Linked DNA regions of Mus musculus: region 2 is linked to region 1. A link is a loop called in an ENCODE intact Hi-C map of the cell type or tissue named here. Cell type or tissue: left cerebral cortex. All regions are shown on one strand. Each heading gives the region's core, and the rest is flanking DNA. Links, peaks and the distances in the headings are about the cores only.

Region 1 (15,380 bases), core at 4,595-9,594:
AGATGAGATTGCCATCTTCTATCCCTGTTTTCTCAGAGACCTGTCCACACCAGAGAGAGCACAGGCCACAGAAGCAACAGAGCTTCCTGGAAAGGGTCCCTTTGGGCCTCCATCCTATGCCAAGAGGTAGAGCTGATCTTTAGACCGCTGTGCACCTTTCCCACAAGAGGAAAGCTTGCCTACAGCAAGTGTTCTGACCCCTGGGACTCAGGAGAGTTGGAATCCCAGGATTTCAGACAGAAGCTAACAGAATCACAGGAGGAACAAACTTCAGCCAGAGAGAGCTAGAACATCTAACACCAGAGATTACCAGATGGCAAAAGACAAATGTAAGAATCTTACTAACAGAAATCAAGACTACTTGGCATCATCATAACCCAGTAATTCTACCACAGTGAGTCTTGGATACCCCCAGCACACCAGAAAAGCAAGATGCAGATTTAAAATCATATCTCATGATGCTGGTAGATTTTAAGAAGGACATTGATAACTCACTTAAATAAATACAGGAGAACACTACTAAACAGGTAGCAGTCCTTATCAAGGAAAGACAAAAATCCCATAAAGAATTACAGGAAAACACAACTAAACAGATGAAGAAATTTAATAAAACCATCGAAGATATAGAAACAGAAGTAGAACCAATAAAGAAAACCCAAAGGGAGACAGCTCTGTATATAGAAACCCTAGGAAAGAAACCAGGAATCATATATGTGAGCATCACCAACAGAATACAATAGATGGAAGAGAGAATCTCAGGTGCAGAAGATTCCATAGAAATCATGGACACAACAATAAAAAAAAATGCAAAATGCAATAAGATACTAAATCAAAACATCCAGGAAATCTAGAACATAATGAGAAGACAAAACCTAAAGATAATAGGTATAGATGAGAATGAAGATTTTCAACTTAAAGGGCCAGTAAATATCTTCACCTAAATTATAGAAGAAAACTTCCCTAAGAAAAGATGCCCATGAGCATGCAAGAAGCCCACAGAACTCCAAATAGACTGGACCAGACAAAAAAATTCTTACTGACAATAATAATCAGATCCACAAATTCACTAAATGAAGGTAGAATATTAAAAACATTAAGAGAAAATGGTCAAGTAATATATAAAGGCAAACCTATTTAATTACACCAGACTTCTCACCAGAGACTATGGAAACCAGAAAATCCTGAACAGATGTTATAAAGACCCTAAAACATCACAAATACCAGCCCAGTCTATTATACCCAACAAAACTCTCAATTACCATAGATGGAGAAAACTAAGTTTACATGACAAAACCAAATTCACATAATATCTTTCCACGAATCCAGACCTTAAAAGATAATAAAGGGAAAACCCTAACACAAGGAGTGAAACTATGCACTAGAAACAGCAATAAAGTAATTCTTCAACAAACCTAAAGAAGATAGCCTCAATAACAGAATCCCAACTCTAACAACAGAAATAACAAGAAGCAACAATTAGTTTTCCTCAAAATCTCTTACTATCAATGGACTCAATTCCCCAATAAAAAGACATAGACTAATAGACTGGCTACATAAACAGGACCCAACATTTTTCTGCATAGAGGAAATCCACCTCAAGGACAAAGACAGACACTACCTCAGAGTAAAAGGCTGGAAAACAATTTTCCAAGGAAACTGTTCCAAGAAACAAGCTGGAGTAGCCATTCTAATATAGAATAAAATTGACTTTCAACCCAAAGTTATCAAAAAAGACAAGGGGGGCTTGGGGGGATTCATACACATCAAAGGTAAAATTTACCAAGATGAACTCTCAATTCTGAACATCTATGCTCCAAATGCAAGGGCAGCCACATTCATTAAAGAAATTATAGTAAAGCTCAAAGCCCATTTTGCACCGCACACAATAATAGTGGAAGATTTTAACACCCTACCCTCATTAATGGACAATCCCTGGAAACAGAAACTGAAAAGAGATAGAGTGAAACTAACAAAAGTTATGAACCAAATGGATTTAACAGATATCTACAGAACATTTTATCCTAAAATAAAAGGATACACTTTGTTCTGAGCACCTCATGGGATCTTATCAAAAACTGACCATATAATCAGTCACAAAACAGGCCTTAACAAATACAAAAGTATTGAAACTATCCCTGCATCCTATCAGACCACCATGGACTAAGGCTGATGTTCAATAACAACACAAATAATAGAAATCCAACATTCACGTCAAAGCTGAACAACACTCTATCCAGTGATAACTTGGTAAAAGAAGAAATAAAGAATAAAATTAAAGACTTTTTAGAGTTTTAAGAAAATGAGGTCACAATATACCCAAACTTATGGGACACAATGGAAGCGGTCATAAGAGGAAAACTCATAGCTCTGACTGCAACCAAAAAAAAAAAAAAAAATCTAGAGAGAGCATACACTAGCAGCTTGACAGCACATCTAAAAGCTCTAGAACAAGAGGAAGCAAATTCACCCAAAGAGGAGATGCCTGGAAACAATCATAACTAGGACAGAAATCAACCAAGTGAAAAACAAAAGAACTATACAAAGAATCAACCAAACCAAGAGCTGGTTCTTTAAGAAAATCAACAAGATAGATAAACCATTAGCCAGACTTACTAGAAGGCACAGGGACAGTATCCTTATTAACAAAATTAAAAAAGAGAAGGGAGACATAACAACAAAACCTGAGGAAATCTAAAACATCATCAGATCCTACTACAAAAGGTTATACTCAATAAAACTGAAAAACCTGGATGAAATGGACAACTTCCTAGACAGACACCACTAACCAAAGTTAAATCAGGATCAGATTAATGATATGAACAGTCCCATTTCCCCTAAGGAAATAGAAGCAGTCATTAATAGTCTCCCAACCAAAAAAGCCCAGGGCCAGATGGGTTTAGTGCAGAGTTCTATCAGACCTTCAAGGAAGACCTAATTCCAACTCTCCTCAAACTATTCCACAAAATAGAAACAAAAGGTTCTCTACCCAATTCATTTCATGAATCCATAATTACTCTGCTACCTAAACCACACAAAGATCCAACAAAGAAAGAGAACTTCAGATCAATTTCTCTTATTAATATCAATGCAAAAATACTCAATAAAATCCTAGCAAACCGAATCTAAGAACACATAAAAACAATCATCCAGTGCTGGGCGTGGTGGCGAAAGCCTGTAATCCCAGCACTCGGGAGGCAGAGGCAGGCGAATTTCTGAGTTCGAGGCCAGCCTGACCTAAAAAGTGAGTTCCAGGACAGCCAGAGCTATACAGAGAAACCCTGTCACAAAAAAACAAAAACAAAAACAAAACAAAACAAAACAAACAAACAAACAAAAAAAAAAAACCAATCATCTAACATGACCAAGTAGGCTTCATCCCAGGGATACAGGAATGGTTTAATATACAGAAATCCATCAACATAATCCACTGTATAAACAACCTCAAAGACAAAAACCACATGATGCTGAGAAAGCATTTGAAAAATCCAACAGCCCTTCATGATAAAAAGTCATGGAAAGATCAGGAATTCAAGGCCCATATCTAAACATAATAAAAGCAATCCATAGCAAACTAGTAGCTAATATGAAAGTAAGTGGAGAGAAACTAGAAGTAATCCCACTAAAAACAAGGACCAGACAAGGCTGCCCACTTTCTCCCTTCCTATTGAATACAGTACTTGAATCCCTAGCCAGAGCAATTAGACAACAAAAGGAGATCAAGGGGATACAAATTGGAAAGGAAGAAGTCAAAATATCACTATTTACATATGATAAGATACTATATATAAGTGATCCTAAAAATTCCACTGGAGAACTACTAAAACTGAAACAAGTACAGTGCAGTAGTTGGATATAAAATTAACTCAAACAAATCAGTGGCCTTTTACTACACAAAGGATAAACAAGCTGACAAAGAAATTAGGGAATATATATAAGAAATTAGGAAATTATATTATTTGTGATAACAGTCACAAATAATATAAAATACCTTGCATGACCCTAAGGAATTGAAAGATCTGTATGATAAGAACTTCAAGTCTCTGAAGAAAGAAATTGAAGATCTCAGAAGATGGAAAGATCTCCCATGTTCATGGATTGGCTACCTTGCTGAATGCAATCTGCAGATTCAATGCAGTCCCCATCAAAATTCAAACTCAATTCTTCACCAAGTTAGAAATGAATTTGCAAATTCATTTGGAATAACAAAAATCCTAGGATAGCAAAAACTATTCTCAATGATAAAAGAACCTCTGGTGGAATCACCATTCCTGATCACAAGCTGTACTACAGAGCAACTGTGATTAAAAACAAAAAAACAAAAAAACCAAAAAAAAAAAAAAAAGCCTGCAGGGTACTGGAACAGTGACAGACAGGTAGATCAATGGAATAGAATTGAAGACTCAGAAATGAAACAACACAACTATGGTCACTTGATCTTTGACAAGGGAGCTATAACCATCCAGTGGAAAAAGGACAGCATTTTCAACGAATGGTGCTAGCACAACTGGTGGTTATCATGTAGAAGAATGAAAATTGATCCATTCTTATGTCCTTGTACAAAGCTCAAGTCCTAGTGAATCAAAGATCTCCAAATAAAACCAGAGACACTGTGTGGGGAGCTGCCCTCACATTCGCCATTACAAGATGGCGCTGACATCCTGTGTTCTAAGTGGTAAACAAATAATCTGCGCATGTGCCAAGGGTAGTTCTCCACCCCATGTGCTCTGCCTTCCCCGTGACGACAACTCCGCCGATGGGCTGCAGCCAATCAGGGAGTGACACATCCTAGGCGGAGGATAATTCTCCTTAAAAGGGACAGGGTTTTGCCATTCTTTCTCTTGCTTTCTTGTTCTTTTTCTTGCTTTTTTGCTCTCTCTTGCTCTTGCTCTTGCTCTCTTGCTCTCTTGCACTCTTGCACTCTTGCTCTCTGGCTCCTGAAGATGTAAGCAATAAAGCTTTGCCGCAGAAGATTCCGGTTTGCTGCGTTCTTCCTGGCCGGTCGTGAACGAGTGTAAGAACACTGAGGAGAAAGTAGGGAAAAGCCTTGAAGATATGGGCAGAGGTGGAAAATTCCTGAACATATCAGCAATGGCCTGTGCTGTAAGATCAAGAGTCGATAAATGGGACCTCATAAAATTGCAAAGCCTCTGTAGGGGAAAAGATACTGTCAATAAGACAAAAAAGGCCACCAACAGATTGGGAAAAAATTTACCAATCCTAAATCAGATAGGGAACTAATATCCAATACATACAAAGAACTCAAGAAGATGGACTCCAGAAATTCAAATAATCCCATTAAAAATGGGGTACAGAGCTAAATAAAGAATTATCAACTGAGGAATACCAAAGGGCTGAGAAGCACTTGAAAAAATGTTCAACATCCTCAATCTTCAGGGAAATGCAAATCAAAACAACCCTGAGATTCACTTCACACCAGTCAGAATGGCTAGGATCAAAAATTTAGGTGACAGCAGATGCTGGTGAGGATGTTGAGAAACAGGAACACTCCTCCATTGCTGGTGGGATGGCAAGCTGGTACAACCACTCTGGAAGTCAGTCTGGTGGTTCCTCAGAAAACTGGACCTAGTACTACCAGTAGATCAAGCAATTCCTCTCCTTGGCATATACACAGAAGATGTTCCAACTTGAAATAAGGACACATGATCCACTAAGTTCATAGCAGCCCTATTTATAATTGCCAAAAGCTGGAAAGAACCCAGATGTCCCTCAACAGAGGAATTGATACAGAAAATGTGGTCTATTTACAAAATGGAGTACTGCTCAACAATTAAAAACAATGAATTCATGAAGTTCTTATGCAATGGATGGATCTGGAAGATACCATCCTGAGTGAGGTAACCCAACCACAAAAGAACACACATGATATGCACTCACTGATAAGCAGATACTACCCTAGAAACTTAGACTACTCAAGATACCATTTGCAAAATATATGAAACCCAAGAAGAAGGAAGACCAAAGTGTGGATTCTTTGTTCCTTCTTAGAATGGGGAACAAAATACCCATGAAAGGAGTTACAAAGTTTGGAGCTGAGATGTTAGTAAGGACCATCCAGAGACTGCCCCGCCCTGGGATCTATCCCATATAAAACCACCAAACACAGACACCATTGCATATGCCAGCAAGATTTTGCTGACAGGACCCTGATATAGCTCTCTTTTGTGAGGCTATGCCAGTGCCTGGCAGATACAGAAGTGGATGCTCAAAGTTATTTATAGGATGGCACACAGAGCCCCCAGTGGAGGATCTAGAGAAAGTACCCAAGGAACTGAAGGTGTCTGCAACCCTATAAGAGAACAAAATTATTAACTACCCATTACCCCCAAAGCTCCTGTCTCTAGCTACATATGTAGCAGAGGATAGTTTAGTTGGCCATCAATGATAGGATAGGCCCTTGGTCTTGCAAAGATTAAATGCCCCAGTACAGGGGAATGCCAGGGTCAGGAAGCTGTAATTGGTGGGTTGGGGAGCAGGGCAGGTGAGGGTATAGGGGACTTTCAGAGAGGAAACTAGAAAAGGGGATAGCATTTGAAATGTAAATGAAGAAAATATCTAATGAGAAAAAGACACTGGTAATGGCAGAGGACTTATAAACTATGGAGTTAGTGCCACAGATAATTGTAAGATTTCAAACATTTTATGAAACATGTACAACCATGATAAGTTATTATATTTATGAAGAGCTAGATGCTATCACTTCTTAAATGATAATTGACACATGTATATACATATGCACATCATTTTTAATGCATACCTACCCACACAATTTTTTATAACAGAGTCTATGTAACATTGCTCATATATCTATGTGTCTAGGGCTAACAATTTGGGATTAGGCCTACAAATGATGATAGGACCTTATAAAATTAAAACCTTCCTATAGCAAATGAAATACTCTGTCCAGTGAACATGGAGATCACACTGTGGTACAGATCCTTTTTAAGCTATACATTTGTTATGGGTTAGTATTCAAAATATACAAAGAACTAGGAAAATAGATTAAGACAGCTAATAAAACCACCCAATTAAAAATCACATATGGATCTGAACAGAGAAATTTGGAAAATACAAACAAACAAAATGGTTGAAATAAGATCAGGAATTTTCGGGGTGACAGGGCTGTAATGGGAGATGGATACAAACACTCTACCCCTTGTAGTGGAGGTATTACCAATTGTTACCTGCTGGGTGAGAGACAGTTCTTTATGAGTGTATGTTCTTATGAATGGACCATGTTCCAGTGGAAAATTTAAAAACATATGGACAGGCACAACTTGGTCTAAATGGTTTAGAAAAAAGAAATTAGTTGTGGTGTTTAGGGAAGGGAATGATTCTGGGAAGAGTTTGTGCACTGATAAATATTATCCAAATAGGCTAAGTAGTTGTTGGAAACTTTCAAAGTACGAATAAAAGTAGCCAAGAAGTATATTTTTAAAGTGTTCAAAATTTTTATCAGAGTAATGGAAATTGAAGGTTCTTGGAGATTCCATCTAACCCTAGTAAGAATGACTAAGATCAAGAAAACAATTGTCCACAAGAGGGAGAGAGGGTCTAGGGAAAGGGGAACCCTCAGTCACTGTTGCTGGGATTGCAAGCTGGCACAGGAACCAAAGAAGTCAGTGTGGAGAATTCTTACAAAACTACAGGGAAATCTCCATGGCACAGCTGTACCACTCCTTAGCAAATGCCCAGGACTCAGGATCCTACCTTACATTTACTGGCTCAACAATTTCTATTGTGTCTGAGTTTTCACCAGCTATAGAAACTAAAGGACATAATGTCCTTCAAATGAAAAAATGGATCATGAAAAAGTGGGACTCATTTTTGAGGGTGTATCTTTCTTTTTTTTTCTTTTTTTATTGTACTGTATGATTTTATATATTTTTTATTTTTTTAATTAGGTATTTTCTTCATTTATATTTCCAATGCTATCCCAAGACACCCCCATGCCCTCCCCGCCCCCAACTCCCCTACCCACATATTTCCATTTCTTGGCCCTGGTGTTCCCCTGTACTGAGGCATATAATGTTTGCAAGACCAATCAGCCTCTCTTTCTACTGATTGCCGACTAGGCCATCTTCTGATACATATGTAGCTAGAGACTCTTATCTAATGAACAGACAAGTTGATAGAGAGAGAAGTAGCCAGAGCAGAGTGGTTTATCTCCTTGTATCTAACCCTCTGCTCACCCTTGATGCACACCAAATGCATCCTGTACTATGCCTGGCAACCTGAGTTCAAGTCTCAGACACCACATAGTAGAGGCATCAAACAGGTTGCCATTAGCTGTCCTCTGACCTCCACATGAGTTCTATGGCACATGAGTTCTCTCTGTACATACAATAAGTGTATAGATAAATACAAAACAAATTTTAAGAAAATGGTAATGTTCACATGACAGACTTCTCTTCCGTTTAGTTACAGAAAGCATGCTTTTGTCCTAAAAAAAGGTCCTCTAGTTTAGCCTAACTCCAAAGTGTCTCAAACATTCCATTTCACTTGGACTTGGACAAACATTGAGGACCTACCAGTTTTTATAATAACTGAGAGTTGCTGTAGGTTGTCAGAAGACATGTCCCAATTGAAATCACATCTTCTCCATCAACATGGTATTGTCTACATATTCTACCATGTGGGCCAGTGTTGTGAATAGCCCTGGGGCTAATTATATTTGGTGTTAAATCTGTCCTCCTATGAGGGGTTGCAAACAAGGAATGAGTCAGCACTAAGGTGAATTCCTGAAAACCTGCTTCCCACCTTAATTAGAAATATAAAGGAGAGTTGATGATTGGGCAGAAAAAAAGGAGGGTGGAGCAGAATTGGGGAGAGGGAAGAAATACAAAATGGAAGAGGGGTAGGACAAAGAGGAAGAGCAAGGAAGAGGAGTATGAGGGAGAGGAGGGGGAGGAGGGGAAGAGGAAGAGGAAGAGGAAGAGGAAGAGGAAGAGAGCAGAAGCACAGGGCCAGGAGAAACTGCAAGTTCTAAGGGGTCTCATAGATGTAGAAGATGGTAGTGTAGTAGCAGATCTGCCCAATCTAGGTGCACAGCATGTAATCATTTTAAGTGTGTTGTGTTTTCATTGCCAGGTCATAACTGGGTTGGAGAGATTTACTGAAACAGGCCAAAGGCCATTACTTATTGCTACAAAGAACCTCTAAAGAAATTTCAGTGACCAACCTAGCATGAAAAAATACCCTATAGCTGCCCAAGATCTTTCGAAAATAACCTGCTGATCACAGAAAATTCAAATGGACAACAAATCTTAATGGCTCATACCAGCCAACATTATGACAAGCCCATATTATACCTTCTGAATGGGACTCTGCACCCTGTGTGTAGAACACAGAGAAAAAGTGTATACACTTTTTCATAATTAGAATTGAAATAGGCACCTTTAGTTCCTCAATGTGCATCTTTAAAAAGAAGGACGTTGTCTCCATGCTCTGAGGACGTTCCTCAGCCAAATATGAAGCTAAGCCCTCTTCCAATCAATAGTCTTCATCGTAGTCTTCTGGTGAGAAATACCTGCACGTTACACTGTCAGACCTTTACTAGTTTTCTTCTTCTCACCATCATTCATATCTGGAAGGTTCTCCATCAGTTCTCAGCTCAACCAAGGCTCATATATCCTTGCATGTAACATCTTTTATCTAATTTGTAAAACTGCTTATTTGGTGTGATATCTCTTTAACAAACAGATGAAAGCTATAAAGTTCTTGAGGTATTTGAAACGAGAAGATACGTTCCCCATTAGTTTAATAAATAGAAACATTCCATATTGAATACAACATATAAATTCTATGGATTTTGACAACTTCTTACCTAAAGTAAACTTTTATTTATTGTAGAGACAAAACAGCTTTGTGTTGTAACTTTATAGAAACAATGATAATTTGAAATTTGTGATAAGCCAGGCAGCATTCTCAAGGTATATAATATGTGCAGTGTATTTCTATTAGTTGATACATACTAATTGCTAAGATCTTTTTTTTACTTTGATAAGAGGTTTTCAGAATAACCAAATAAAATAGTCACGTTCATTAACCAATGTTTTGTGGGTTCATAAAGGAACTTTAAAGAGGTTAATTGCCATACTCAAAATACACGAAAGATTAGGCAACAAGCTGTGGCCAGATCTCTTATATTTTACCTCTATCCCATATTCCACCTTAACTCCTGTGTTTTAGAGTGATGCCTTCTGTCATTTATTGAGATTATTTGTTTTCCTTCTTTAGAGCCTGATAGGAGCCCAAGGTTGAAAGACATCTCTTGACAGATGGTCTCTCTACTTCTTCTCCTTGATCTTTGCCTCTACTAATTATCTCCTTTGAGATTTGATGTTAAACCATCAATAAATTACCCATATTCACTAGAAATATACAAAGAAATGAAGGGGATTTTTTGACAGTTATCACAAGTAATAGCTCACATATGTGATCCCTCCTACAGAAATAGTGTAGATTTTTAAGGATAATTTCGAGTTCTGTTGGGTTTTTACACATGTGCAGAACAGAACACCCCCACTGTCTCAGAGTCCAGGATGCAATACAGGAGAGCATAAGAAGATGCAAGTTCTCAAGCTGTGACCCATCTTACCAAGAGCCTCCTGTGGGTAACCAGAGTCCTGATGCCTGTGAGACAGGAAGAGGGCTAGCCCTCCCATGTGCCTAAGTGGGGCATGTGCAAGACCAGAGACTTCAGATTCCACTGGGGGTTAACATACATTCTTTGCAGAACATATTTGAATACATGATGATGCTTGGACAAGATTCACTACAAGAAGACATAGCAATGGACTACAAAGAGCTCCTTCAGTTTTCCAACATCATTTCAGTGTCTGTGGCCCACCTGCTCCAACCACTGCCCTACTTCCCAACATCTCATTTGGCATTCACATATGATATAATACCTTGGAAAACTGAAGATGCTCAACACTCTACATGAGAAGGGGGAACTTCCTCCCTCGTAGCAGAGGGTGTGTAAGAACTGTAACTGACTTAAACACAGGATGTGGTAGGAATTTTGCTAATGCCACTAAAACACAAAGCTTGACTCTTACAGATTTAAATTGAAAGAAAAATAACTCAGAAATATTATTAAGAGATTTAAATGCCAGGCTGTTTAGAATTAAAAAAAAAAACGGGAGGAAGAAAAATGTTTATCTTAAGAAGATTTTTAATATATGCTACAAAGAAACAGTTTCCAGACTTTTTGAACAGTAGCTAAAGATTCATTAGAGAAAATGTGGGCCTGGAAGGATGGCTCTGAGGTAAAGAATACTAGGTGCTCTTTTGAAAGATCTAGGTTCAGTTCTAATACCCACGTAGCAGCTCATAGCATTCTGGACCTCCAGTGCTTGGGGATTGGCCCTCTGCTCTCCACAGACAATAGCCACACACACACACATACAGTCTGCCAAATCACTTATAGAACAAAAATAAGTACATCTTTCTTTAAAAATGTAGAAAGAATGTGCCAACTAATCTCTCATTGAAACATTTGACCAAACACAAGTGCACACACTTCTGGTGTCAACGCATGATAAAAATGAACTGTTATAATACTGAAATATCAATTTTATCTATCAGATTAGGATGAGGAATATAAGAAAAACATTATACTACTTATGTCAATCTGCAATAAAAACATAAATTCCAGTCCACAGTAAATTCACAAAGCAAAAAACTGCTTTCCCCCAAGGCTCAATAAACCTGGTAGTATGTAAATGACTCCGTGCAATTCCACAGAGAGAAGAGTCTGGTTTCTACATTCTCTGGTGTCTGTCCTCAAGTGAGACATCTGATGCTACCAGCGCTTGATAAGAAACAAAAAAAGAGATCATAAAGCAATAAGAAAGTGAAAAGAGGGTGCAGAACAAACTTTGCTTTACTTAAAAAAGGCATTCTTCTCTAGGATACATTGTGTGGTTCAGCATTCTCTAATGGCCAGTTCTGTACAGGACACTGGTAGGAAGGGTACAATGAGAAATTGCATAATAAAAATCTTTAACATGAGCATGGTGGCCTTTGAGCATGCATATTTTAGAAAGTGCTACTTAGATCAATTCTGTGATGATCAGGAATGACAATAATGAGTCTGAAGTATAAGATGTGCTTCTTAACTCATAAATCACAGACTACACATGTTTTTAAGAGGTCATGTCCCATTATACAATTACATAAGTATGTATGTGTATATATATATTATATGGATATATATATATATACATATATATATATATATACACACACACACACACACACACACACATATATATGTGTGTTGTTATTTGTGTGGGTAGTTTAATATGTATGTAAAATAGTATTCTCACTGCTTAGCTAATTCACTTTGAGAACTCTATATAAAATCATTTTAACAAATGAATATTATTAATTAACATATAAATATGGGTGGCATGTATGACAGCGGGACTCCATACAGAGAATGAAAACAGCAGGAAGTTCTATAACTTTTGGTGTGTATGTACTGTGCGAAATGGGATAAAACACATAGAGAACAGTGGTCATGTATGACATGATGACACTTCTTAAGACTGGGTACTAGCTTAAGGCCCTCTCTACCGTATGCATGTCATTTCTTATAGATCAGTACTCATTTTCTGAAAGTAAAAACATTGTAGAATCTCAGACATGTGGAACGACACATGGATTTAAATTCCCAAGTATGGAGATGCTCCTGGACCACACTCTTGTGAGATGTGTTCAGACACTTTGGCTTCTACAGAACATCTCACTCTAGCTACATTCTTACAAACTCTCTCTCTTAAACTCACTTCTCTAGGGGCACAATGAGGCCATCTTACTTTCTCTATAATGGCTCTGAGTAGGGAGTTCACAATGTTACCTCACAGGAGGATTATTGATAATACCTGAATCATGCAAAGAACTGACTCTCCAGTCTACCTAGTCAAACTCTGCTCCAGACTTTCTGAGGAGAGCATCCTGCAAGTTCAAAACATAAAAATCCTTTGTTCCATGAGCTTTATAAATTACAAAGTGCCTAGCTCTTTACTTCCCTGACCACTGGGACGTAAATACTCCAGCAGATGGGAAACAGGGGAAGATAGCAAGGCCCCTTCATCATTATTAATGGGAGGGCTGATGTTACTGAACACACAAAGCAACATCATGATAGTAGGCTTCAGGACATTGGCACATCAAAGAGATCTTAATGATAACAGACTCTCCCAGTTCCCATCAAAGAGTGCCTTCTCTAAGTGTGGACCTTTCTCTGCCCTATAAATATAGGCTGGCTATTCATTCTCCACACATTGGGCTCCTGCTCACCAATCCTCCAGGTGACTCCCAGCCATGAAGACACTTGTCCTCCTCTCTGCCCTCATCCTGCTGGCCTACCAGGTCCAGACTGATCCTATCCAAAACACAGATGAAGAGACTAATACTGAGGAGCAGCCAGGGGAAGATGACCAGGCTGTGTCTGTCTCCTTTGGAGGCCAAGAAGGATCTGCTCTTCATGAAAAATGTGAGTAATGGTACCCAGTGTGATGGATGCTTGCAGTCTCCTGAGGGAGGGATGAAGATGAGTCCTAGAATCCTGGTAGAGTAATGTGGCTCCTAAGGCAACTCTATTTAATTCCTTTTATAGTCATAACAGTAGCAATGAGAGGAAAGTAATTTTAATTGAATTTCTTTCTTATAAGTCTTTTACTGTAAAAAGATACACATGGGAATTTCAACACTGACCTTACTCCAATACTCTGATTAGATGCCTATAGAACAGGATTAGTCTTGGGTATTAGTAGAAATTTTTCTTTCTCTAAAGGAACTTTGAATCAATTTAAGAGTATACAAAAGAGTCTACACAGTGACAAAAGGAGCACAGAAAATAAAGACACCTCAGAATGGCTCTCACGGGCATGACCAACACACCTGAAGTGTGTTATTGGTTGAGATGTCCATGCTGAAGGCTGCACTGTTTCCAATGCAGCACACCCATGCTTTATCACATATCCCCATAGGATCTCATACATGCTTCCAACCTCAAAACTTAATGCCCGATTCTTTTTGTGTCTCCAGTGTCGAGAGATCTGATCTGCCTTTGTAGAAATCGTCGCTGCAATAGAGGAGAACTATTTTATGGGACCTGCGCAGGACCTTTTTTGCGCTGCTGCCGCCGCCGCCGCTGAGAGTGCAGATGACAAAGATATGACAACCATCAGCTCTGAGGCCACTGATGCTGGGGCCTGATGAACACTTCTCAATAAATTGTTTGCAATATGCTTCCTGTGAGTTTACATTTTTTTCACTGTTTGCTAAAAGTCTCAGTCAAGACTCTGTATATAAACTATCAGAACCTTCAAGAAAACCTTTACAACGAATGAATACTTTAATTTTTAACTTGAAAAATACTGCCTCTAAATACTATCAATTTAAGGATGACTCCAGGTTCAGACATAAGATATATAGAAAGCTCAGAATTCTCATGATCCTCACATATGCCACTCCTGAATTTTGACTCTGCCTTTAGGTAGTCTTGACTCACTATCAAAGACATTGTCTATATGTTAAGAAAAAATAACCCCCTTGGGTTTCAGGTGTACAGAGTACTAAAATGATGTTTTTTAGGAAGCTACAGTATCCTTAAAAAGTGTTGAAGTTTTAATGACTCATACCTCTGGCTTCTAAACCAAGGGTTACATTTGGCTCTGTGGAGACAACTTTTATCAATATTAGAAAAAGTTAGTCAGAGACAGAATGGGTAGGATGAAAAGCAGGGCATCCCACACTATAATATGCATGTAATCTGCAGTGTCTACAGTAGAATAAGACAAAATACTGTTTCTATACAGAAAACATACAGAAAGTGTACATGTCTAATGAATGCAATGTGCTCTACAAGATACACTCAAGTGACTTACCCTAGAGCTTTGAAGGGCTTAATGCAGCTTGGCAGAGATATGCAAGATAAATGAAGAAGTTGGTAGGCAGTTCTTGAAGCAGGGACTCCAGTGATGGTACAGGGTTCTAAGAGTCAGGCTATAAATTGTCACACACTCCTTCAGGGAAAACCATGTCCGGATAAAAGGGCAGCAGTGCTGGTGACCCCTAGATTGCAAATTCTAGTAGCACAGATGGTATGGGTTCCCAAAAGACATAGTTGTGGACACTCAATAGTGATAGAACCATGCTAGGAGAATTGAATACCCTATCACACTTTGAGGAAGACTAGATGCCAGAAGCATCTTACTTGGTAGATTATAGCAACCATGTCAGTAACTAGTTCCACTGAGTGAGCTAGGAGAGAAAATCTAACTCTAGCCATTACAACTCATTTAGCCTCAAATATTAGAGAATTCCAATTATAGGATTTCAAACAA
Region 2 (15,380 bases), core at 4,167-9,166, 76 kb before region 1:
AAGATGTAGCTACAAGTGTCTCCCAGTTTCAATGGCAAATCTGTCAGGATTTGCTGCCAGAGGATTTAGATTCAGTAAGGTTTACAAGATTAGGATTTTAGTTGCTGAGCCCAACGATTGAGTTACCATCGTTTCTGAACTAAGTTTGTGTTGTGTTTTCCTTCACCTGGTGGCTCATCCAGGTTCAAGAGAGAAAGATACAGTGGCAAAGTGTGGGTTTGCCTGAGGTGCACCACAAATACTGTGGAGGATTTGAAACCTGGGTGTAGCATGGTAACAACCCACCAGTGGGAACCTAGCAAGCTGGGTGGAGAGATTTTGTAGCTCTGAGAGTCTCCTTGAGATAAAAACTGGTAGGTGAGCCCACTGGGGAAGAGAGTAGCAGGGTGAAGCTCGGTAACTTGCAGATCTTTTTAATATTTCCTACAACAGGTGGAAAACCAACATGTTGGCATGAATCCACAAGAAATTTAAGATTAATAGCCTTAAAATTAAAGTTTCATTTTCTAAGTGAGAGCAAGTTCATGAGTCATGTGACTCACTAGTGGGAATTGAAACAAAAAAAGCCCTGAGGTCCCCTGTTGTGGGGAATGGCAGGTTGCTCTGAGTTAGGAAAAGAATGAAGTTGCCTACTTTTTAGGGCAGAGGTTTGAACTGTGAATTTATAAAATTGGGATTATTTGCTTTTAGGATAGATTTATATGCAGATTTTGACAGAATCCTTGGGAAATTTTGCCTGTGGTTCAGAACTAGGATAGGGAAAATTAGTCATTATCTTCAAGTAAAGAGATCAGTGAACAGGTACTAATCAATAATATCTGTGGCTCCAGGCAGAGAGACAAATAGATAGAGGGCATAAGATGACGGATGGCTGCTCTAGGTAGAAAGCTTAACAGAAAGATGGTATAAAGATTTGTTGCTCTAATATGTCTCACAGTATACTCAAATTCTGTCTAATGTGGGCTCCATGGGAATTCTGGGTTTAAATCCTGCTTTGACTAGTTGCCTGCTTATAAGCAGGTACATATAGAAGTATGAATCAATTGTTTTGAAGATGGCATAAAGATATATTGCTCTAATATGCCTCACAAGATACTCAAATTCTAATGTGGGCTCCATGGGAATTCTGGGTTATTATTCTGCATGGCAAAATAGAAACGGTCTAAGAATAGGCACATACAGTATTTTGGTTTGCTTCATTTGTTTCGGATTGTATTACTTTTCAAAATGGGTATGATGTTGAGTTTTGTGGTTATATTATTCCTCTGGGAGAGAGGTCAAAATAAAGGTTTTTCTGGTTACTGGTTCAAGGGTGTGCTGATTTGGAAGAAAGGTTTTGTCTTTGTGTTTTTAGAAAAGGTGATTAAAGTCTATATACCTTCCAGAGTAATATGATAGAGGGAGACCACCCCCCCCCCCGAAGAACTAGATTCCAGAGAATCAAACAAAAAGAATATCTTGATATTAAAATTTTGTTTTAAGATTTGTATATTACAGAATATACAGCATTGTTAGACATGCTGAACTGACCTGCTTGAACTCCTGGTGTCCTGGACTTTCAGCCCATTCCAGTCAAGACACAGATATCAGAGATTAAGCAATCCTATTTCCCCTCTTCTCCTCTCTCCCCTTCAAAATATGTCAATATACATATTCAGTTTGAAGAAGTTATAAAGAGCTGTCGACCCAGTTCCCTGGGCTTTGATGCTGGAGGGGATAATTATAGTTGTCTTTCTAGGGAATGTAGAAATGGTCATAATTGGAAAAGGGAGGAATAGCTAAAATTGATTGCATAGTCATAATCTCATTTGGTAGAAATCTTTTTAATTGTTACTAAACTGAAGTCATAATTTGATCAGGGAAGTCCCTATGGGGAATGTGAGTGGAAGTTGAGGAAGAAAAGAGAAAGAGAGAAAGGGGTTGAGGAATAGAAAAAGGAGGGAGGAAGGATGAGGGAGGAGGAGGGGGAAGAGGAAGAGGAGGAGGAGAGGGGGAGGGGGAAGAGGAGAGAGCCCAAAATGTCTGGATTATAAAGGGAAAAGCCTCTGGGGGAAGGGCAGCTCAACCCCAAGACTGGAAAATTCAAGCTTGGGGGCAGGGTATGTCAGGTAGGAACTGAAGTAAAATATGAATCTCAGTCACTTGTCTCAGGATTTGAAACCAGACACATGCATATTTATATAAAATTCTCTCTCTCTCTCTCTCTCTCTCTCTCTCTCTCTCTCTCTCTCTCTGTGTGTGTGTGTGTGTGTGTGTGTGTGTATGTGTGTGTGCATCTGTGTGTCTTTCCAGAATGTTTTACGTATCTAATCCCTTCTCTCTAGCTATCAAATCTTAATGGCCTGTGACCATTCACCAGCTTTGATCATGTTATGGTTCTCTACCCAAGATATTCCTGGTCTGGAGATGCCTCAGGTTTTTCTCAGACAGCTGCATCCTGAGGCCCTGAGAACTAACAGGAAAATCATAGAGAGAAGGGTGAACTGCTCCTGCAGGATGAGGGAGCATGAGCTCAGATGTTCAGAGTGAAGGCTAAGTGTATGCAGAGGTCTCTGAAGACACTGGATAGGAAAGTCTTTTTTAAAGCAGTTTTCTATTTGAGTTTCAGCAGAAACTTGGAGAGTTTTCATCATATTTAAAGTCATTGGATTGAGATTGTTCAATGACTCCTACCTAGTCCCATGTTCTCAACCACTAGTTAGCATTCTTTGTGAACTGTTTAGCATTTCAAGAAGCAACTATTCTCAGCTAGGCGATATTTGTGCCCTGTGCCAAGAGCCCAACAGGTGACTGGTCACCTAATATGATTATATGCTTGACACATCCCTGCCTTTGAGACTGAGTGACTCTTGTATCTATAAAGAGTTGAAGTGAAGCTAGTTATCAGACATTGTAAATTATAATTTGCATATATGAGCATTACTTTTTAAATAGACACAGTCTGTCCAGGAAATGGTGGCTGGGATTCTATTGACTTCCACCCTGCTCTGTGGCACAAAACAAGGACAGAAACAATTGGTTCATCAAAGATTCTTGGATGAAGACAGTTTTAAGAAGGAACAAAACTATTGAAACTGAGGCCCATCTTGTGGTTCAGGACTGTACATGATATGGAAGCACAAAAGATTGTGTCCATAGGCCATGACCTCTGATCCTACAAATAAGCAACAAGCTTGCTGGAGACCAATTTTCTATTTCCCCCACACTCAGCCTCTGCTACTCACAGGAGATGTTGAGCAAGATGTTCACATGAAGGAGAAAGAAAAGGCCTTTAGTGACAAAGAAGTTGTGTGTTAAAAATTTTAAATATGTATTAGACTAATCTCAATTTTCAAAAATAACACTTAAAAAATTACATACATATGTGTTTCTCCAGGCATTCTAATTATAAGGAAATAAGTAGGAAATACCTGCAGTAACAATGGAAATAGATGTTTGTCCATTTGTTGAATTAAAAGTAGAATTGAAAGACTCTGAGAGGAGCCCCTCACTCAGGCCTCAGGACAATAGCGGACACCCAAGAGCTCACAATAGACGGAGCTTGTTGCAAACCACATGAGGCTTTATTCGGGGAAAGACAGAGCTCTGGGGATGACTCATATCTGACGCAGGGGTAGAGGAGTCGACCTCGAGAGAAAAGAGGTCCCAGTTTTTTATAGGCCCTCAGGGGAGAAAGGAGGGGGGGGGAGAGGGGATTTCCAGATCTAAACAATGTCTATTCTCAAGAAATGGGTATGGGAGGGGTACAAGGAAAGAGTCTGGTGCAGGTGTAGCAACTCAGGATTGGCTGGGCTGTGGTTGCTGGGGAGATTTTCTGACTCTTTCTCAGCAACCAATATCACAAACACCTGGCAATGGGCTTCATCAGTGGGCACACAAATGGGTCAAGGAATGATCAAAACATTGGCAGACACACAGGTTCAACGAGTGGCCAGAGCATTGTGCACCTCTATTTTTCTAAATCAGTGAAGCTAATTCTGCTAACAGTGACATCTATCTTGCCAATTTCAGGGCTTCTGTGACCTTTTACATTCTGTCAGGATCTTTCAGAATGAGAGACAAGGAGGAAAGAAATATTTGTGAGAGAGATCAAGAAAAGATATTGTGGAGACAGGAACAAGGCTCAGTGGGAGTCCAGACCTGAGGGCTGCTGCTGCTCCTACAGGGCTTCTGGGCCTTTCTTTAGGGGGTATCTGCAAATTCTCTCCTTTGGTCTCACAGCCTCTCCTCTGAATATCTCTCTTAATTCCTTCCTTTGGGTATAATAGCATCCCCTTAAAGTATATCTGCAAATTCCATCTTCTGGGGTTTGATGTGAAATCAGTGGAGCCTGGCTTTTGTGTACACTCTAGAAATAGGTATATAGGTAAAATAATACTTATTATCACCACCAGTAACCCAAATGTCCTGTGAAAGTTGAGCAAAGAAAACTCTCTTTAAGAAATGTTGGTGTAAAATAACTCAAAGGTGTTTTTGGAGATATTTTTCTGTTTTGTATTACCTTGTTTGGGCAGATAAAGGAAAGGGAGTATGAGACAGGGTTTTTCTTTGGAGCTCTGACTATCCTGGAACTCACTTTGTCCACCAAGCAAGTTAGCCTCAAATTTAACAGCATCCAATTCTCAATTGCTGGGATGAAAAGTGCATGCCACCATCACCAGACTTGGCATATTTTTCTTTAACCTTACTATTCTACTGCTTGTATATTATGTTTTTCAATTTTGGGGGTTTTATGGGGTGTGTGTATGTGAGAGAGAGAGTATATCATGCCCTTTCTTAGTTTTTGTTTGCTTGTTTTGCTATTGTTTGTTTTATTTACCTGCCAGTTGGGGGGAGGGAGGGAGAGAGAGAGAGAGAGAGAGAGAGAGAGAGAGAGAGAGAGAGAATGCATGGGGATGAAAGGTAAGGAGTATTTAGGAGGAGATGGGAGAAGGGAAAACATGATCAGAAAATATTGTATGAAAAATAATGATTTCAATAAAAATTAGAAACTAAAGAAGAAATGTTGGTGCGTGTATACAAGGTAAGTGAGAGAGGAAAGAAGAACTGAAATCTGGCCAAAATCCTGTGGTCCAGTACTACAGCAGAGTGTGCTCTGAATGTCTTTGAACCAGAGGGAAAAAGTTGGCATGCTGAGTGCACCAATTAGTCTTGCTCAAGGTTAGTGGTATGAGGCTAGGATCAGCTCTGGAGATTGAAATAAAATATGTGTCTTGGCTAAGGATGGAAAGGAGATTCCATTCTGAAGGACAGAAAAGCAAGAGTAACAGGGGAAATTTATCCTCAGTGTCAACAAAGTGACTTTGCAGTCTCCTACTCAGTAGCAATATCTACTGTCCTGCTTTCTGTGCACTTACTGATTATGTCAAAAGGACAAGGTTCATGAGAGCCAAGTTTGGAGACAAAGGCCTTGACTCAGGAACAGCACTTAGAAGGCAAGTATTTATGGAAGGAAATAGCAGACACAGAAAGTTCAAGGTTTCCAAAATACAGTGTTAATGATGGAGGACTTATAAACTATGGAGTTAGTGCCACAAAAAATTATAAGATTTCAAACATTTGATAAAACATGTGCATCAGTGCTAAATTATTATATTTATGAACAGCTAGGCACTATCAATTCTTAAATGATAATTGTTACATATATATATATATATATATATATATATATATATATATATATATACATGTATATGCACATATTTTTAATGTATACATAGTCACACAAGTTACTATAAGAGTCTATTTAGCATTGCTCATGCATCCATGTGTCTATGGCTAACCACTTGGGATTTAGGCATACAACTGACATTGTGACCTTATAAAATTAAAACCTTCACTATAGCAAAGAAAACACTCAATCCAGTAAAGACAAATCTCATGGTGTGGTACAGACCCTTTGTAAGCTATACATCTGCTATGGGTTAGTATCCAAAATATACAAAGAACTAGGAAAATAAAGTAAGACAGTTAATAAAACAACCTAATTAAAAATCACATATGGATCTGAAAAGAGAATTTTTGAAAAACAAACAAACAAACAAACAAATGATTGAAATAAGATTAGGAATGTTCAAGGTGACAGGGCTATACTGTGCAAGCCCAAGTTACACAAATTCCAGCACGAAGCTGTGGGATAGATACAAGAACTCTACCCATTATAGTGGAGGTATTGACAATTATTAGCTGCTGGGTGAGAGAGACAGTTCTTTATGAGTGTATCTCCTTGTGAATGGACCATGTTCCAGTGGAAATCTTAAAAACATATGGAAAGGCACAAATTGGTCCAAGTGGCTTTTAAAAAGGAAATGAATTGTAGTGTTTAGGGAAGGGGATGTTTCTGGGAAGAGCTTCCACAGTGATGAGTATTATCCAAATAGGCTAACCAGTTGTTGGAAACTTTCAAAGAATTAATAAAAGTAGCCAAGAAGTATATTTTAAAGTGTTCAACATTTTTATCAGAGAAATGGAAATTGAAAGTTCTCAGAGGTATGATCTATGCCTTGTCAGAATGACTAAGATTAAGAAAACAGTTGTCCACAAGTGGGGGTGAGGTTCTAGGTGAAGGGGAACTCTCAGGCACTGTTGGTGGGATTGCAAGCTGGAACAGGAACTAAGGAAGTCAGTGTGAAGAACTCTCACAAAACTGCAGGGAAATCTCCATGGCACAGCTGTACCACTCCTTGGCAAATGCCCAAGGACTCAGGGACCTCCCTCACAGTTACTTGCTCAAACATTTTCATTGCCTCTGAGATTTCAACTGCTATAGTAAGGAAAGGACATAATGTCCTTTAACTGAAAAAAATGGATCATGAAAATGTGTAAATAATTTTTGAGAGTGAGTCTAATGTAAAGGATAGGAGATTTGAAAGACAGAGAAGTAGCTAGAGCAGAATGTCTTGTCTCTAACCTCCTGCTCATCGTTGATATGACTGCTAAAATGGAACCAAGAGTTCTTTTACAAAGGATTCACTGAAGATTCTGCTACATGGCTTAGAAGATTCCTGTCTAACCCACATAGAAAACACCAAGGAAACATAAACACAGATAATTTTTCTGCATGAAATTTATTGGAGAATGAAACAGTCAAAGCTAAGCACAAGGGTATTGACAGATCTTGAGGTCCAAGAGCAAATGATTTTCTGGACCCGGATTCCATGTTCAGCTGCTGTCTATTTATGCTGTCTATTAGGACCTTTGGTGACAATTGCAGTTTCATTTTGTCATGCAATTGCACCTCGGGCACCCCGGGCACTGTGGGCACTGTGGGCACTGTGGGCACTTTGAGCACACTGGGCACTTCGGGCACTGGGGAGGCTTTCCTAGGCCTGAGGACACAAACAAAATTTAAGATATTAAGTAAGGAGGCCAGCAGTGTGTAGTAGTAAACAACCTATGAAAATGTACTTACATAGTACAGAGTAGGTTTGTTGTACTGGTGACATCACAGCCAGCACCATGAAAATAGGACATTTAACAAGTGTTGATCACATACAGGCCATGACACACACACAACATTTCTTCACACTTTTTGTGTTTTCCTGACACAGCACATTCATACATTTGAATTTGGCTCCTAGGTAAGTTTTTTTTTTTTGTTTTGTTTTTGTTTTTGTTTTTTAAGCAAAACAGACTCTTCTTCCATAACAAAATTATTAATCAGGTATAAAAGGACTTATAAACATGTTCTTTATTTTAAAGGTTTCTCACAAAAACATTTGTAGATCAAAAACCTTAAAAAGGTTTAACTCTCACTTTTACTTCTATAAATAACACAGGAAAGTTCTTAGAGGATCAAGGGGAAACTACCTGAACCAGACTGCTCTTGACAGAATACCAGGGCTCATCTTCAACCCTCCCTCAGGAGACACCAAGCACACTGGGCACCAACATTCACCTGAAACTTGAAGAACATAGCGTTCTGGGTCTTCAAAGGAGACAGACACACCCTGATCCTCTTCCCCTGGCTGATCATCAGTTTTAGTCTCTTCATCAGTCTCTTGGGTAGAATCAGCCTGGACATAGAAGGCCAGCAGGACAAGGGCAGAGAGGAGAACGAGTGTCTTCATGGCTGGGAGTCACCTGGAGGATTGGTGAACAGGAGCCCAGTGTATGGAGAGTGAGGAGCCAGCCAGCATTTATAGGGCAGAGACAACCTCCACACTGAGAGAAGGCATTCATTGGTAGGAACTGGGAGAGGCTGTTACCCTCAAGTTCCTTTTGATCTTCCTCTGTCCTCAAGGTTACCATCCTGATGTTGCTCTGTGCGTTCAGTTCCTTTCTCCCCTCCCACTAATAATGATGAAGGGTCCTTGCTATATTCCCCTGTTTCCCATCTGCTTGAATATTTACCTCTCAGTGGTCGGGGAAGAAAAGAGTTGGGCATTGCCTAATTTAATAAGTACATGAAGCAAAGGATTATTGTCTTTTCAACTTGGAGCCTGGACCAGACCTTGACCAGGTGGACTGGACAGTCAGTTCTTTGCATGATTCAGGGTATTATCAGTCACCCTCATGAAGGAAGATTTTGTGAATCTTCTCCTTTGGGACCAAGAAACTAAAATGGCCTCATGTCACCAGTGAATTGAGTTCAAGACACAGAGTTTGTCAGAGGGAAGCTAGAGTGCGTTGTTCTGAAGAAGTCACAGTGACAGAACATATATCATAAGAGTGTGTTCTGGGTGCCTCTTCACTCCTGGGAACCATACAGTAACATGCCTTGGTTCCTATATGAGATTTTATAGGAACTTTTTTCATTTAGCAAATGAGAGCAGGAAAAGTAAAATACATATATATATATATATATATATATATATATGTATGTATGTATATGTATATATATCAAATTTTTCTCCTGCATTGAATTACTCTGGTCATTTCTAGCTCTGAATCTAATTTTGTAAACCAAAGTCCTCTTCCAAATGTTTGAATTTAGTTATTTTTGAGTACTTCTAATACATAGGAAAATCCTAATGTCTATCATTATGTGTCTATATGTTAGGAGCAGGTGTGGCGGCAGTCCTAAAGGCGCCAGGGACTGCAGCTAAGTCATATGACTTTCACCTGACTTCCTCATATAAGACACAAACATCTTGAGTGCTGCGCAGGTGTACCAGGATACAGGTGAATCCAATTTGGTGGAGATTTGCCCCTGCTGCCCTGATTAGCTGAAGCCTCGTGACTGGCGAGGGGGCATGGCCTGCGGTTCGTGGATGAGAGAGAGTATAAAAGGAGTGAGAGGCCCAGGGTTCGGGAGAGATATAAACAGGCGATATATAAACAAGGGAGATATAAACAAGGGAGATATAAAAACAAGGGAGATATAAAAACAAGGGAGATATAAAAACAAGGGAGAGATATAAAAACAAGGGAGATATATAAACAAGGGGGAGATATAAAAACAAGGGAGATATAAACAGGGGAGATATAAAAACAAGGGAGATATAAACAAGGGAGATATATGGAGAAAGAAGAAACAGGACTGAATAAACGTGTGCAGAAGGATCCTGTAGCAGCGTCGTTCTTCCTGGCCAGTTGAGCGCGCGCAAGAAGTGGTGCCGAAACCCGGGAAAAGAAACATCTTCAGGCAAGAGCGAAGACCATCTGCTACAGGGAGGATTCAGAACTGCATCACGGGGAAGGAGTGGTTAATAAAAGTTCCCGTGAAACAGACTGTTGAGAAGGATCCGGCGTGGATTCAGAACTCTTCAGCTGGGGAACGGTACTGATGAAGAGAAAGAAGAAAGATGAAGACTGAATAAACTGCTGTTAGAAGGACTGGTGGTCGCATCGTTCTTGCTGGTTGAGAGTGGACGCGACAATTGGTGGCCCGTATGGGGAACCGACTCCCCCACCGAGTTCAGAACTTTCAGCAGTCAGTGGTTGCCCGCAGGGTAAGTTCACGGTGAGTGAAACTTGCGACCCCAGGAGTTTGGGAAGGACCTCGGATAAAATAGAGGTGAGCATAAAGTTGCCAGGAAGTAGGCACAAAGTAACCCAGGAGTTTGGGAAGGACCTCTGATAAAATAGAGGTGAGCATAAAGTTGCCAGCAAGCAGGCACAAGGTAACGAAAGGTTCCCGGCTTTGGGACAAGTTAAGGTTCCTGGTTTGGGGACAAGTTAAGGAACTATGATAACCTCAGTGTAGTGATCAATAGATCCTCGCTGTGTAGTTATGCTTTTTTCTCCCATTGACCCTTTGTGGGTAGGTCTGATAGTTTTGGTCTTGTTTGTTCTGATATATGGACTCTGTTACTGTTTGAATTGAGAGGCAGTCAAGACAGGTCAGAAAATCCTTACAGAGCAACAAGAAAGTATGTCAGAAGAGGAAAAGGGCTTAAAAAGAAAAAGGAAAAAGAAAGGAGACACAGTGTTATCAGGTGGACAGAAAGGACAGGACAACAGAGTCGAGGCGGAGGAGGAGGTGAATTAGCTTCTGCTCCCCCTCCCTATGCCTCCTCGTCAGCCATCTATGGGCAGACCTTCTGTCCGGAGGTTTGGAGAGAGGATAGATTCTCCTTGCTGGGATGTCCTATTTTCACCGACCAAGCAGGGCAAAGATAGCATGGGATAGAGATATGCTGCTTGATCAAGGTAGATTTGCACAACAACAGACAGGATATCCACTGCAGGTGTTTGAGCAGGTGAATCAGATTGCCATAAGGGCTTGGAAATCATTGCCTAACAGAGGGGAAGCTAATGAAAACTTGACTCTCATATTGACTCCCCAGATGGACACACAGGTGATTGAGGTTATGGTCTCATCACCACGAGGTATTGTGTCCATCCCCCCTGGGGATCGAGTGGATCAGGTGTTGACGTGGGCGAGAGGGTCTGTTTGTGTGTTTCCACAGGACCAGATGGAACCTCTTTGGGTGCCGGAGAGATTGGTGAGACGCTGCAAGAATGAGGCTCCTGATCCAGTTGCCCCTGTGGATGTGGTGGATGATCCCACAAGCACAAAGGATGGAGCCGAGATGAGAGATCCTTTCGGTGTTCCAGAAGCGCCAATACCAGCTCGACATGACATTCAAATTTTTCTATGCCTTTTTGATCCCTGAATTTCCCTTAAAGAGATAGCCCCTCTGGCTATCTATCCCTTGCTTCAGGGAAGATGAGTGGGGATGAGAGCCCTGGGATGTATGCTTGTTATAGTGTGTGTGTGTGTTGTGTGTTTGGCACATGTGTTAGGTGCAGAGTGTGCAGCCCGCACTTTCGCCATGGTAGCGTAGGCTTTTGCTGCAGTGGAGGCGGGACAATCTCCTCAGATTCGGTTTGCCGCTCTAAAAGAAATAATGCTGCTTTATGCCATGGGTTGCGAGGCTAAGCACTGCACAGAGGATAGCTTGCTGTTGGCATCCTGTGGAAGGCACGTCTGATTGCATGAAGGTTCAGTGTCCTAGTTCCCTTCCCCCAGGAAAAACGACACGGGAGCTGGCCAAGACCTCTCTGGGTGATGAGCCTAAGGGATGGTTTTGTGTAGGGCCCCTATGCTTGCACACTGGGGATCAGACCTCTACCTTCACCCATGAGGCTTGCTTGCAGCAATTAAGATCTGGCCATAGGTTCATTAACATCCTGGCCTTTTGATGCACCTGCCACAAGCAAAACACAATCTCCCCAGGAGTGGCTTGGCATGATTGAGAGGTAGTCAGTGATAAGACTCCCTGGGCATGTCACCAACCTAAGACAGGGATCAAACCAATGCTGTTTGTCACCCAAGGACGGGTAAGGGGCATGGCTGCGGGGGGCTATCTACAGACATTCTCTCTGCCAGAAAAGAAAAAAGGGGGAGATGTTAGGAGCAGATGTGGCGGCAGTCCTAAAGGCACCAGGGACTGCAGCTAAGTCATATGACTTTCACCTGACTTCCTCATATAAGACACAAACATCTTGAGTGCTGCGCAGGTGTACCAGGATACAGGTGAATCCAATTTGGTGGAGATTTGCCCCTGCTGCCCTGATTAGCTGAAGCCTCGTGACTGGCGAGGGGGCATGGCCTGCGGTTCGTGGATGAGAGAGAGTATAAAAGGAGTGAGAGGCCCAGGGTTCGGGAGAGATATAAACAGGCGATATATAAACAAGGGAGATATAAACAAGGGAGATATAAAAACAAGGGAGATATAAAAACAAGGGAGATATAAAAACAAGGGAGAGATATAAAAACAAGGGAGATATATAAACAAGGGGGAGATATAAAAACAAGGGAGATATAAACAGGGGAGATATAAAAACAAGGGAGATATAAACAAGGGAGATATATGGAGAAAGAAGAAACAGGACTGAATAAACGTGTGCAGAAGGATCCTGTAGCAGCGTCGTTCTTCCTGGCCAGTTGAGCGCGCGCAAGATCTATATGCATAAAATACTTATACAGATTCCACAGAGCTTAAAAGAAACAGTAATTTTGCTTTTGTTTTGCATCAATCATGCACCCTCTACTTGGGACAGTTGATTATGCTGCTGACTGTCAGGAAGCCTATATGACAAATATCCTTGATTCCTCAATTTCATTACAAGATGTTACTCACTGGTGATTCCATTAGGCTCACTCTGCATCACCAAGCCTAACCAAGACTTGTCCAACCATAGTTGGAATAGTCCTAGAGTTTACTTGATTTACTGAGTCTTTTGGTAATATATAAGGTATGATACAAGCTGCTCATTCAGATCATCACTAATGAAGAGAAATTAAAATCACGGCTCACTTTGAGACCTGGAAATTATATGCCATTTACCCATGGTGCTGTGAGGATTAGTCAAGAGTATCTGGAATGCAAGTGTCAGACTCCTAAATCAAACTGTTTTAAAGAAAACCCTGACACCAGGGAGTAGCAAATGCAAAGATGAACACAGTTTTCAGATGCAAAGTAAAAATGAAGAAGCTCAAATGATGCTGCTGCCCTGGTTCACACTCTTCTCTTACTTTTGCCTTAATTTAGATGGATGCATCTCTCATGTGATAAAGTCATATATTCTTCTGAAGCAATCTCATTCAGATAATCACAAGACACTTCAAGAAGGAATAGCAATGAATCCATGTAATGAGAAATAAAGTAAAAATCAAAGAGAAAGGCTGTTCAAGTGATAAAATATCAATCCACCAACAACACCAGCAGCAACAAATGGTGCACGAAGAGCCAGTAACTGAAATGAAACAGAGCCCAGAAATCTTACTGGGAGAGATGCATCTACTATGCCTGGGAACCTGAGTTCAAGTCTCAGGAACAACATCGTGGAAGCAGCAAACAGACAGCCATTCGCTGTTCTCTGACTTCCACATGAGTTCTGCGACACAAAAGTTCTCACCACACATACAATAAGGGAATAAATATAAAACAAATTTTACAAAAATGATAACCTTCACAAGACAGACTTCCCCAGGTTTAGCTAGAGAAAGCACGCTTTTGTCCAAAGAAAGGTCCTCTAGTTTTGCCCAATCCCAAAAACTCTAAAACAGTTCGTTCTACTTGGCCTCGAACAAACATTGAGGAACTGCCAGTGCATATAATAACTGAGAATTGCTATAGGTTGTGATGCTCAGAAGACCTGTTCATATTGAAATCACATCTTCTCTATCAACATGGTATTTTCAACGAGTTCCACCACATGGATAAAAGGCCATCACTTATAACTACAGAGGACCTCTAAAGAAATTGCAGTGAGCAACCTGTGATTTCATGGGAAAAAAGTACCCTATAGATGGCCAACATCTTTCAAAATACCCCACTCATCACAGAAACTTCAAATGGACAACACATGCTTACTGGCTCATAGCAGCCAACTCTGTGACGGGCCCATGTTACAGCTTCTGACTGGGACTCTGGCCCCTCTAGGGAGAGGACAGAGAAAAAGTGTGTACATTGGGGAAGGAATCAGAAGTCCTATACTGACTTCATAATTAGAATTGCACTATACTTCTCTAGTTCCTAAACATGCATCTTTAAACCAAGCAGGTTTGTCTCCATGGTTTGAGGACATTCCTCAACCCAACATAAAGCTCAACTCATTTCCCATCAAGCACCCTTCATCATAGTCTTCTGGCCAGAAATACCTGCACATTACTCTGTCAGACTTTTACTATTTTTCTTCTTCCCATTATCATTAATATCTGGAACGTACTCCATTAGTTCTCACTTCATCCCAGGCTCATTTGCCCTTACAAGTAATGCCTTTTACCTTAACTTGGGAAACTGCTTGTTTTGTATGATGGCTCTTTATCAAGGAGGTTATTGCCATAAAGTTCTTGAGGTATTTTATATTAGGAGCTGCATTACACATTAGTTTGACAAATATAAGCATTTGCTATTGGATAAAACATTTACATACCATTGAACTTGGCAACTTCTTATGTAAAGTAAGGATAATAAATTTTCATTTATTGCAAAGCTCAGGCAGATTTGTGTCATAACTTCAGGGAAACCATGATAAATTGAACCTAGTGATAAGCCAGGTAACATTCTCAAGGTATGTAATGTGTACAGCATATTATATTAGATAATAGTTACTAGTTGGTAAGATCTTTTTTCTCTTCCTATAAGAGGTTTTCACAATAACCCAATAATGTAGCTGCTTTTATTAACCAATGTTTTGTGGGTTTGTAATACAACTTTGAAGAGGTTAATTGTATTACTCAGAGATACTGAAGATTAGGCAACAGTGCTATGGGCTAATCTTTTGTGCTTTACCACTACCCAATATTCCATCTTAACTTCTGCATTTTAGAGTAACACCTTCTGTCATTTATTGGAATAATTTGACTTCTTTTCTTAGACCCTGATGAGAGATCAAAGTGGAAAGGCATCTGTTGACAGATGGTACCTCTACAACTTCTCTTTGGTCTCTACCTCTGCGAATTCCCTCCTCTTGGGTTTGATGTGAGACCACCAATAAATAACCTGAATTTCCTTCAAATATCTGAACAAAACATTGGTTTGTTTATTTTAAATTATTTTTTACCAGTTATCACAAGTAATAACTCACATGTAGGATCACTGCTAAAGAAATAGAGTTGATTGTTCAGGGTAACTGAGAGTTCTGTTGAGTTTTTGCACACTGGCTTGTGAGGCAAAACAAGTGCAGAGGTGAATACCTCACCTGTCTTAGGGTATAGAAGCAGTACAAGAGAGCATAAGAGGAAATAAGTTGTCAAGCTGTGAGCCATCTAACCCAGCACCTCCTGAGCGTCAGCAGAGTCTTAATGACTGTGAGGAAGAAAGAGGGCTACCCCTCCCAAGTGCATAACTGTGTCATGTGTAAGATCCAAGATTTCAGTGTCCATTGGAGATTAATGTTCACTCTTTTTAGGCCATGTCTGAATATATTATGATGCTTGGACATGATTTAGTACAAGGAGAAATAGAAATGGACTATAAAGAGCT

Evidence for each region. A loop is a pair of places that touch in the nucleus more often than their neighbours do. Peaks named below come from ENCODE experiments on the same cell type or tissue, not always from the same donor. Only the 100,000 strongest peaks of a DNase experiment are listed, where the experiment ranks them.
Region 2: it touches region 1 in a loop (36-fold over the local background); 10 of 42 quality-filtered maps call a loop at or near these places.

Annotation. Positions count from the first base shown.
Region 1 is chr8:21,012,235-21,027,614 of GRCm38, forward strand. Defa21 (defensin, alpha, 21) reads left to right here and starts at 13,311. Exons shown (of 2, transcript NM_183253.3): 1 at 13,311-13,525; 2 at 14,080-14,283. The coding sequence starts at 13,354. The coding sequence ends at 14,189. In left cerebral cortex, for the core only: no CTCF peak of the experiment used is centred there; no DNase peak of the experiment used is centred there.
Region 2 is chr8:20,936,642-20,952,021 of GRCm38, forward strand. AY761185 (cDNA sequence AY761185) reads right to left here and starts at 8,107. Exons shown (of 2, transcript NM_001012640.2): 1 at 7,898-8,107; 2 at 7,053-7,328. The coding sequence starts at 8,069. The coding sequence ends at 7,216. In left cerebral cortex, for the core only: no CTCF peak of the experiment used is centred there; no DNase peak of the experiment used is centred there.